Regions from separate parts of the Homo sapiens genome. Here region 2 is linked to region 1. A link is an interaction called in ENCODE POLR2A ChIA-PET data of the cell type or tissue named here. Cell type or tissue: HepG2. All regions are shown on one strand. Each heading gives the region's core, and the rest is flanking DNA. Links, peaks and the distances in the headings are about the cores only. Region 1 has its middle 71 kb from the start of GCLM. Region 2 overlaps GCLM (glutamate-cysteine ligase modifier subunit).

What was found. ChIA-PET counts read pairs that join two places held together with the same protein. Peaks named below come from ENCODE experiments on the same cell type or tissue, not always from the same donor. Only the 100,000 strongest peaks of a DNase experiment are listed, where the experiment ranks them.
Region 2: POLR2A ChIA-PET joins it to region 1 with 6 read pairs; 4 of 35 experiments call an interaction of 5 or more read pairs at or near these places.

What each region holds. Positions count from the first base shown.
Region 1 is chr1:93,977,249-93,982,635 of GRCh38, reverse strand. No RefSeq gene overlaps it. Among named protein-coding and RNA genes, the nearest start is that of GCLM, 71 kb to the right of the region's middle. RefSeq lists an enhancer at 2,389-2,683. In HepG2, for the core only: a CTCF peak has its summit at 1,969 (motif pointing right); DNase peaks (open chromatin) are centred at 1,975 and 2,505; H3K4me3 peaks cover 938 bases.
Region 2 is chr1:93,882,015-93,887,401 of GRCh38, reverse strand. It overlaps GCLM (glutamate-cysteine ligase modifier subunit), which reads left to right. Exons shown (of 7, transcript NM_002061.4): 7 at 1-2,203. Among named protein-coding and RNA genes, the nearest start is that of DNTTIP2, 5.5 kb to the right of the region's middle. In HepG2, for the core only: no CTCF peak of the experiment used is centred there; no DNase peak of the experiment used is centred there.

The DNA.
Region 1 (5,387 bases), core at 189-5,188:
TTTCTCAAAAGAAAATAAGTCATTGTACCAAAAAGACACATGCACACATATGTTCACTGCAGCACTATTTATAATAGCAAAGACATGGAATCAACCTAGATGCCCATCAACAGTAGACTGGATAAAGAAGAAAATGTGAGATTATATATATATATATATATATATATATATATATATATCATGGAATACTATGAAGCCATAAAAAAGAACAAAATTATGTCCTCGGCAGCAACATGAATGCAGCTGGAGGCCAATATCTTAAGAAAATTAAAAAGCAAAAGAAAACCAAAACCACATGTTCTCATTTATAAGTGGGAGCTAAACATTGGGTACTCATGGACCTAAAGATGGCATAATAATAATAGACACTGAGGACTACTAGAGGGGGCAGGGAGGGAAGGGGGAAAGGGTTGAAAAACTAACTATTGGATACTATGCTCACCACCTGGGTGATGTGACCAATGATACCCTAAGCCTCAGCATCACACAATACACCCATGTAATAAACCTGCACATATACTTTTTAAATGTAAAATAAAAGTTGAAATTATTTAAACAATAAGGTATTTGCTGAATTAATAAGTGAAGTATGGTGCAATTTTTATAAAATTTAAAACGTAAAATACTAAATACTATAGATACATGTGTATATAGTAAAAAAAAAAATATTGTGACATGCATGAGGATTATCAACACCAACTTCAGGAAGTGATTGTCTGTTCCTAGGCAGGGAAAGAAGGGGATGAGATCAGAGAGAGCTACAAAGGAGGCTCAACTGTATCTGTAATATTTAAATTTCTTAAAAATATGTGACACAAACATGGCAATACGTTAAGAATTGACAAAAAAAAGTGGTGGGCACACAGATATTTTTAAGATTATTCTCTATATTTTTATATGCTTGAAATGGTTCCTTTAAAAATATTATATCCCTGCTGGGCACTGTGGCTCATGCCTGTAATGCCAGCACTTTGAGAGAATCGCCTGAGCCCAGGAGTTTGAGATCAACCTGGGCAACATGGCAAGACACCATCTCTACAAATATTTTACAATATATTAAATAAATAGAAATAAAAATTAAAATATTCTACCCAGAGCAAATATCTTACACCACCAGCCACCACCCCTGCCAACATCACCATCAAGCAGAAGCTGCCTTCATTCCCATGAATATTCACAGCCATATGTGCACAACTCTTCTGAATGACAACTTACTTCACTTCTCCCAGCTCCCTACTGGACTGCAAGATCTCTGATATTGAATTTTACTCATCTTTGCATCCCTCACATGATCTTTCATGGTATCTTGCTATAAAATGTATTTTCATTAAATACTGAATTGGGTAGAACAAAAATGTTAATTTGGGAAAGAGCAGACAGAACGGGCTACGTAATCTGTGGGGCCCAGTGCAAAATGAAAATGTGGTCACCTTGTTAAAAAAATTAGACTTTCAAGAAGGCAGTAACAGAGCATTAAATCAAATGCAGAGCCCTATGAGTGTAGAATCCTGTGCAACTAAACAGGCCACATACCCTTGAAGCCGGCTGACAACAGGCTTTGAATTCACAATTCACAAAGTATCTGAATGATTTATAAGGATGGAATGTAGGGAGGCCGCTAGCTATGCATCCAAATCCATTCTTTTCTTTTTCTACAGTAACAGAGTAATAAGTTGGTGGGTGGTCGCCCAGGTAAGAGCTACATTTCTCAAGCTCATAGTAAGGTGTGGCCTTGTCACTAAGTTTTCTCCAGCAGAACAGAGTAGAAAGGATGTGTCCAAAGTCCAAGAAGCATTGCCCCTCCACGCTGTCTTCCCCGACTCTGCCATATGACATGTGGATTTATGGTAACCCAGTTTCGACCATGGAAACAGCCTCAAGGACTCAGGATAGCAGAGCCACAAGATGGAAGGACTCTGGGTCCCTGAGCGTTTGTGTGGAGCAGGACTGCAGCACAGTCCCCTTAGACCACTAGGTGGCCCAAGTTAGTGAGGGTCTCTGGCTACAGCAGCTGAGCTTGGGTAACTTAAGTGATAGGATGAAAATACTATTTTTTATTCATACAACAGCCAGATATATGACCTTCCAGACTAAGCCAATGCTGTAACAGGCCTGCAGGCCCCTGTGCACTGGCGGCAGCAGTGGGCCCTGGGTCAGCTCTGAGGAAGGAGCTTAGTTTAGAGGAGGAAGGAGCTTAGTTTAGAGGGGGAAGGGAACTCAGCTCAGGTGGGACAGACAGCTCTCTCCAGAGAACTCAAGCAGCTGCACAGGATGTTAAAGTTCCTTGACAGAGCAAGCTTGGAAGTCCCACACTGAAAATATCTTACGGTACAGTCCATTAAAGATGTCCCCAGAGTGCCCAGAATCCTTCCTGCCAGCCTGGGATGGGCTCCTCACCAACCATTCAGATCTCTGTCTCTAGGAGAATCAGTAAGCAGGATCACTGGAGCTGAAAAGCAGCTGGGCTGTGGCAGATGGATCAGGGAAAGAGACTATTTACACAGCAGGATTGAGACAACACAGAGTCATCTAGTTCCCACCAAGGCTCCAAACAGCTCCCAAGCCATGTTAAGCCCCAAATCCAACCAGCTACTCACTGGATAACATCCAGGGATCAAGGATCAGAAGTTATATAACAAGCACATATCCCACAATGCACGCACATGCACGTGCACATGCACACACACACACACACACACACACACATCTTTCTTTGGCAACAGGCCTTGGCTTTCATAACCACATTCTACTTGGATTTGCTTGGGAATTTTAACAGCTACAATTAATGAATGTCTATGCCTCATATTCCTATTTCCCTGAAAACTGGGCCAGCTAACTGAAGAGGCTTAGGCAGAGGGAAACTAGGATATCTGACCTTGGACCTTGCAAAACCAAAGACGGATAGGAAGGAATCTGGAATTTGCCAAAGGATGCAGCTGAGAAAGTATTTTCAATATTTAGCATTTTCAACATATTTAACATGTTTTCCAAGAAACAGCCAGGCTACTCACTAAAGCCCATAAAAAAGCCAAGGTTTAGGGAACTTGCCTGAGGTCAGAGGGAAACTGAATGCCAGAGCCAGGACCAGGCTCAAGTCTTAACGGCCCCAGTCCTGCTCCAGCCCGCATACATACCTCTCTCCCTTTTAATTAAAAAGAACAGCAGAGGAGCAGACAGGTATCAAGCAAAGGCCAAATGGCATGTACTGCGTATACATGTCAGACTCTCTTCTCAAAAACACAGTGCAGTTGCAGGACCTAAAACACTAGTGAGAAACAAATCTTGGGACTGTAACAGCAAGGTAGGATGGAGAAGGGGGTTGAAACAATGCTGAAGCCATATGCAGAGAGCCCAGGAGTGGTTCCCACCTGGAGGCAGGCACCCGCAGGGCTGTGCATACACAGCCAAGCAGAGAGCAGCGGGGCCAGGACGGAGGTGGGGAGCCAGGACAACTTGCCTTCACGATACTCCCTGATGGCATGGTTCCATGGAAATCTGATGAATAGACATCCTTTCATTCAACCTTTTGATGAAGTGGAAAAAAATGGCAAATACAGGCCAAGCTGAAAATAATAAAACAAAAGGATGTAAGAAAGCTAAAGAAACATGCATGGTGAGCCATTTGGAATAAACACTCTGCTGCTGACACACCCTGGGATTCTGGAAAAAGACAGTTAACACAGGGAGGCGGACACAAGCTTCTTGTCAGGCTAAGGTTAAAAGGTCTGCCAAGGTAACAGAAGCTGGCTGTTTAGGGAAACTGCATCTTCTATCAGAGGCCTCTGCAAAAAGAAAGAACTTCAGGAGTGTTAATAAAGTTTCAAACGTGCAAACTCATGGGCGCACCATTTCGTGATCTGAGTTTATTTTGGGAGAGCAAGAGATGAAAAAGGGGCTACATATGGTTGACCAGAGCAGAGGGAGGGGTGCTGGCCTGTTTTTAAGCCATGAAAGCCTTGGTTAATAGCAGAGAGAGGAGACTGGGGAGAATCTTATCAAGGAGTTCCTGCCTACCATGCCCACATGCCCACCCTTCCATAGGTATCTATTGCCATGAACACTCACCAGCACCCACAACTTCCCTCTGGTTGACAGCCCAAAACAAGGCCTTCATTATAAAGCCTCATGGCAGAGCCTGCCAAGCCTCCCAAGAGCTGGTGGGAGCATACCAGCTATACCTTTCCCAAACTCTTCCCCATTCTTGGCCCAGTTTTTGTCTGACCCCTGACCCTCACTGATGGTGTTGTTTGTGGCCCCTACTCTAATTCCTACCTTTAAGACTTGGTATGGTTTTTACTTGATCTTAGGAGCACTGACCCTTAGTACGCCGACAAATGCCCACTCAGACCTCCTTTCTCCTTCAAAGTCCTGGGGTGAGGTACATGTCTTAGTTTCAGGCCCTGGGTTCCCTCACTCCCAGTGGTAGCCCACCCATCTGCCACCCCCACCAGTCCAACCCCAGCCTCAGGTGGGTGGTTTTGCAGAGTTAGAACAGGGACATACTGTGGTGGTACCTCTATTTGTAATTTGTTCCGTATGTTATACCTAACTTAATCTTTAGTTAAATGTACACAGCTAATCTCATATCTTGGGTTTATTTCTTTTATTAATTTTATTGTCCTTTAGCGACCAGAATTTAAAACCACCAATATTCAGGTTTTGTTAAGAAGACATACCAACCCAAATAGACTCAAAGCTCTGGTATCTCTAACTGAAGATCTTTGTTAGCTCTCACCTGTTTCTGAGCCCCTACTATGGGTCGAGAAGCATAGAGTGCACTGAGAAACCAAGGACAAGACACAATTCCCAATCTTGCAGGGCTCAATGTCCCATGGGGAGAAAGGCAAATATCCAGTGTTATGATTCAGGGTGAGTTTCACTAAGAGGGAGGAAGTGGAGGCATGCCTGATCCAAAGGAGATGATGACTAAACTCACTGTTAAGAAGACTAACAGAATAACAAGGGGGAAGAGTAAGGAGAGGAGGGGAATGGTAGAGAGAGTACTCTAAGAATGGGAGCAGCATGGGAGTGATAGAGAGACCCTGGCAAGTTCTCTGAGATGCATCAGTATGGCTAGAAGTGGGGAGATGTGTGTTTGGTAGGTGCTTCCAGGGAAGATAGAAACCAGTCAAGCTATGTGCTGGTGCACCTTGTACTCCAAGCTAAGCCATTTGGATTTTAGCTTGTGGTGTACTTTGACTCTTACACTTTCATGAACATAAAATCACAAGGAGAGCTTGTTTTAACTGTAGGCTCCTGAACCCTGCATGCAGAAATTCAGATTCAATGGCCAGAGAGTGGACCCAGGAGTCTGCAGGTTGATAATCCCTCCCTTCCCAGGGTGAGTTTGATGCAGGGGATTGTTGGGTGACACTTTTCCAAACACA
Region 2 (5,387 bases), core at 302-5,301, 95 kb after region 1:
GAAAAAGAACTATGGTTCCATATTCAAAATAAATATTATAGACCCTTTTCCTAAGTAGGATTTTGTGGTTTACTGATTGGGTAATTTGATCATTAAAATTATGTGAAATCTGCCCGGGCACACCTCATGCCTGTAATCCCAGCACTCTGGGAGGCCAAGGCAGATGATCACCTGAGGTCAGGAGTTCTAGACCAGCCTGGCTAACATGGTGAAACCCTGTATCTGCTAAAAATACAAAAATTAGCCAGGCGTGGTGGCGGGCTCCTGTAATCCCAGCTACTTTGGAGGCGAGGCACGAGAATCGCTTGAACCTGGGAGGCGGAGTTTGCAGTGAGCCGAGATCACGCCATTGCACTCCAGCCTGGGCGACAGAGCGAGACTGCGTCTCAAAAAAAAAAAAAAAAGAAAAATTATGTGAAATCATGTGATTTGCCTGGGAAAACTTGTTTAGATATTGAGCTACTTATGCCTTCTAGCCTTTATATTAATTGTATGTAATGTTATTAAATATATATATAGTTCATCTTTACATTTGGAAATGCCCAACATTTTTTTCATATAAGTCCTTAAACAAGCGTTCATTTTATTTTAAATCTATACAGTGAACTGGCCAAGATATTTTAAGAGGGAACTTTAATATCCCATTTATTGTTTTTATAACCCTGGACTTATAAAAATGGGTTGTTTGAAGGGTTATTTTGAAAGTGGGGGAAAAAAAAACTTAGTTGCTAATGTATCTAAACTTCAGCAGAGCTTTTTGGTGATCTCCTACCTGCACCCTCAACTCTTGACAAAGAAGCAAGACTATAGATTCATTTTCTGAAGGGGATCATGTATGGAATTTTTTGATGAGTTTTTACTTTTACCTCTCTACTCTTGATTTTCTATTATTGAATACTCTTTTAAAACACTGATTTTTAAGGCTTTATATATGTTTTCCAGGCTGATGTTCACATCTTTTTTTCATGAACTATCAGAATATAGTGAACACTTTTCAAATATTTAAGGACTTAATGTTTAAAAAGCCATAAAATAGAGAGTGGTAATACTACCAAATAATTACTTAAAACTGAAAGCTAAGTTATCAATAGTTTATATAAGAGATGTTTTCTGAGGAGATGTGCATCCAGTGAGACCAAGGTAGAAAGTTTATATAATTGTTTTTTTTCCAGTAAATATGAAAAAAAAAGCTGTAGCTTGTTTATTACATGTCCAAAATACAGTGGAGCCTTACTTTAACACAATGTACTGTAACTTGGAATTTGTTCTGTTATGAGTCTATCTTGAATTCCCATCCATGAAACTGTAGTCACCAAAAGCAACAAGTATTTTCACATGATGTAAAAGACCATACTATGATGGCCATTGCTAGAAATTGAATCACAAATAATAGCTAATAATTTTTCATTTTTCAAAAAAGATCATTTGGATAGCAGCTATGTATAAAATGGAAAATAAAAAATTATTCTATTTTGCATGAATAGTTCAGACTTTCCCATACCACAGCCAAGCAGTAACTAAAATTAGGATCTTAATTTTCAATGATAAAAGGTCTAAGGTTCATTTAATTATGCTCCTTTAACACTGTCTTTCTAGATTTTTCACCCAGTATTTTCAAAATTTGGGAATGTAAACAATTGATATATTTATTGTATGTTGGCTAGCAGTTCATCCTTCTGCAAAATATGCATTCAGAGAAATGTGAAGCTTGTTTTAATGAAGACTTAAACCATTTGTGTCATTTGTGTTTTCATATTCAAATACACCAAATTAAAATTCTGAACCTATATTTTTCATCATTAACTTCCTAATATACCAGAACATATACCTTTTTCATGTAAAGTTGGCAATGGGATATGGCAGTTTTATTTTTGAAAAATATGTAACATGACTTTAATATTTTTATAGTTTTCAGAATTAGAAACATAGGAAGGGAAAATGTTTTAATTAGATAAGTCAACTTTTTATGTGTCTGTAGTGGTGTACTATAATAGCAAATTATAAAGCATTATTAAATGTTTATAATAATTTTTAATATTACCTACATTATGAATTTAACTAAAATAAAGTGTGAGTTGTATATTTTTTAATTGGGTTGTTTCAATAGCTGGAAGCATCCTGAAGCATTATATTGATTTTTGAACTATTTGAACTCAAACTGAGTATGATTTGAAAATAAATTAATAATTTAAAAACATCCAAATCATAAAGCTATTTATGCATTCATTCATTCCACAAAGATTTATTGAATGCCTGCTATGTGTTAGGCACTGTGCTACAGATGGACACAGATGAAAAATAACTCCTATACCCAAGGAATATACGATATATTTGGGGGGAAAGGGAGGAATCTGTATGTGAATAAGAGCAATAAAAGGCTGCATCTGTTGGCTGGGCGCAGTGGCTCACACCTGTAATTCCAGCACTTTAGGAGGCCGAGGCGGGCAGATCACTTGAGGCCAGAAGTTCGAGACCAGCCTGGCCAACATGGTGAAACCCAGTCTCTACTAAAAATACAAAAATTATTCGGGCATGGTGGTACATGCCTGTAATCCCAGCTACTTGGGAGGCTGAGGGATAAGAATCACTTGAACCTGGGAGGTGGAGGTTGCAGTGAGCCGAGATCACACCACTGCACTCCAGCATGGGTGACAGAGCCAGACTCTGTCCCCCAAAAAAAGAAAAAAGGCCGGGCACAGTGGCTCATGCCTGTAATCCCAGCACTTTGGGAGGCCGAGGTGGGCAGACCACGAGGTCGGGAGATTGAGACCATCCTGGCCAACATGGTGAAACCCTGTCTCTACTAAAAATACAAAAATTAGCTGGGCGTGGTGGCATGTGCCTGTAGTCCCAGCTACTCAGGAGGCTGAGGCAGGAGAATCGCTTGAACCAGGGAGTTGGAGGTTGCAGTGAGCCAAGATCATGCCACTGCACTCCAGCCTGGTGACAGAGCAAGACTCCGTTTCAAAAAAAAAAAAAAAGCTGTATCTGTTGATAGAAGTAATGAAAAGGACTGGGGCATGTGGAAGGAAGTGGGACTGAGTAGCAGGTTAAGGATAAGAAAAACTTCCCTGAAGAAATTAGCTTTAGACTAGGGTCAGATGACAAGGTGTGGTAGGCATTCTGGGCAGAAACCCTTGTTTGCCTGGTTTGTAAATATGCCCCTATTGAATGATGGAGTAGTTAATATGTAAACTTTAGAAGTTCAAGGAAAACATCTTCAAAAGCTTATTCTTATAGAAAGGAATGGCTTCTGTTGAGATAAGCGTAGGTTAAGTTTGGAAAAGTCATAAAAAGATGAAAGCTTGCTAATTTCCTCTAAATATATCAGGATATGGTCATATGTAGTTCCGCTACCAGAGAAGTCAACAAAAGCTTTAACATGTTTCCTCAGCAATGACTAAATGTGTAAAATGTCATGCAAGATTTTGATGTGTCTGCTGGTCCATTATTTTAAGGTTCATGTTTTACAATGAACATTACTTATTTTGATTATTTTCCCTCTTTCTTTGCTCACTGTTGATTCTTGCATTCTATTCAAGTTTTTTTTTTTTGTTTTTTTTTTTTTTGAGACAGGGATCTCACTCTGTTTCTTAGGCTGGTGTACTGTGGCATGATCATGGCTCACTGCAGCCTCAACCTCCCAGGCTTAAGCCATCCTCCCACCTCAGCCTCTCAAGTAGCTGGGACTACAGACATGCACCACCACACCTGGCTAACTTTTATTTTTGTAGAGACAGGATCTCGCTATGTTGCCCAGGCTGGTCTTGAACTCTTGGACTCAAGTGATCCTCTCACCACAGCCTCCCAAAGTGCTGGGATTACAGGCATGAGACACAGTACCTAGCCTCCTTAGTAATTCTTTACCAAAGGTCTTTAGTGACAGTAAATTTTCTAGATCCCATTTGTCTGAAATGTCTTTATTTTGCACTCAACCTTTGTTTTTTGTTTTTGTTTTTGTTTTTTATAGAGATCAGTTTTCATTATGTTGCCCAGATTGGAGTGCAGTGGTTATTCACAGGTGTGATCATCGCATACTACTGCCTAGAACTCCTGAACTAAACAATCCTCCTGCTCCAGCCTCCCAAGTTGCTGAGACTACAGGCACATGCCACCACACCCAGCTTAGTTTGCACTCAATCTTAAATGATCATTTGACATTACAGAATTCTAAAAGCCCCCAAATACAATATTGAAAACCAGATACAACCCAAATGTCTATCAACAGCTGAATGGATAAATCCATTGTTATATAGTCATACAATGAAATACTCAGCAATAAAAAAGAATCAACTACTGGTATACACAATAACATGGATGAATTACAGAAACACTATGCTGAGTGAAAGAAGCTAGACATGAGTACATACTGTATTATTTCTTTTTTCTTTTTTTTTTTTTTAAGACGTGGTCTCGCTCTGTCACCCAGGCTGGAGTGCAGTGGCATGATCATGGCTCACTGCAGCCTCAACCTCCCAGGCTCAAGTGATCCTCCCACCTCAGCCTCCCAAGTAGCTGGGACTACTGGCGCATGCCACCATGCCTGGCTAATTTTTATATATTTTGTAGAGATGGGGTTTTGTTATGTTGCCCAGGCTGGTCTCAAACTCCTGGGCTCAAGTGATCCTGCCTCCTCAACCTCCCAAAGTGCTGGGATTACAGGTATGAGCCTCTGTACCTGGCCTGTATTATTTATTTTACTTGAAATTTTAGGAGAGATGAAGTTAATCTATAACTACTGGTTATCTATTGTTGTATCTGGATGACTTTGAGGCATCCAGATGCAGCAATGGATAAGTCAAGACTGCAGTCTCACCTGAAGGCTGGACTGAGGGTCTGTTTCCAAGCTCACTCGTGTAGTTGTTGGCAGGACTCAGTGCCTCACACGTTGTCAGACTGAGTTCCTTAATTCTTCACTGGGTGTAGGCCAGAGGCCTCCTTCACTCAGTTCCTTGCCACAGTGTTCTCTTCAAAGGACAGCTTATAACGTACAGCTAGGTTCCTACAGAGTGAATGATTGAGAGAGAGCAAGATAGAAGCCAGCCTTTTGTTAACCTAATCCTGAAAGTGACATCCATCATTTTTGTCATACTCGTTTCATTAGAACTCACTAAGTCCAGCCCACATTCAAAGGTTTGAAGACCAGAAAATGGGATCACTGGACATCTTACAGGTCAAACTTAATTTTAATAGTAATGTTTTACATGTAACAATGCAGAATGACCATGAATAGTATGCATTTTTAGAAGGCTCATGCACTAAAACTCTCATCTTTTGGTTAATGCCTAAAATTCCAGGGAGCTTTGACCTTTCAGTTTAAGGATTTAATTAGTAAAATATAGATTATTTAAGGTAAATTTCCTTTTGGGCCTGAGTAATAGTACTGG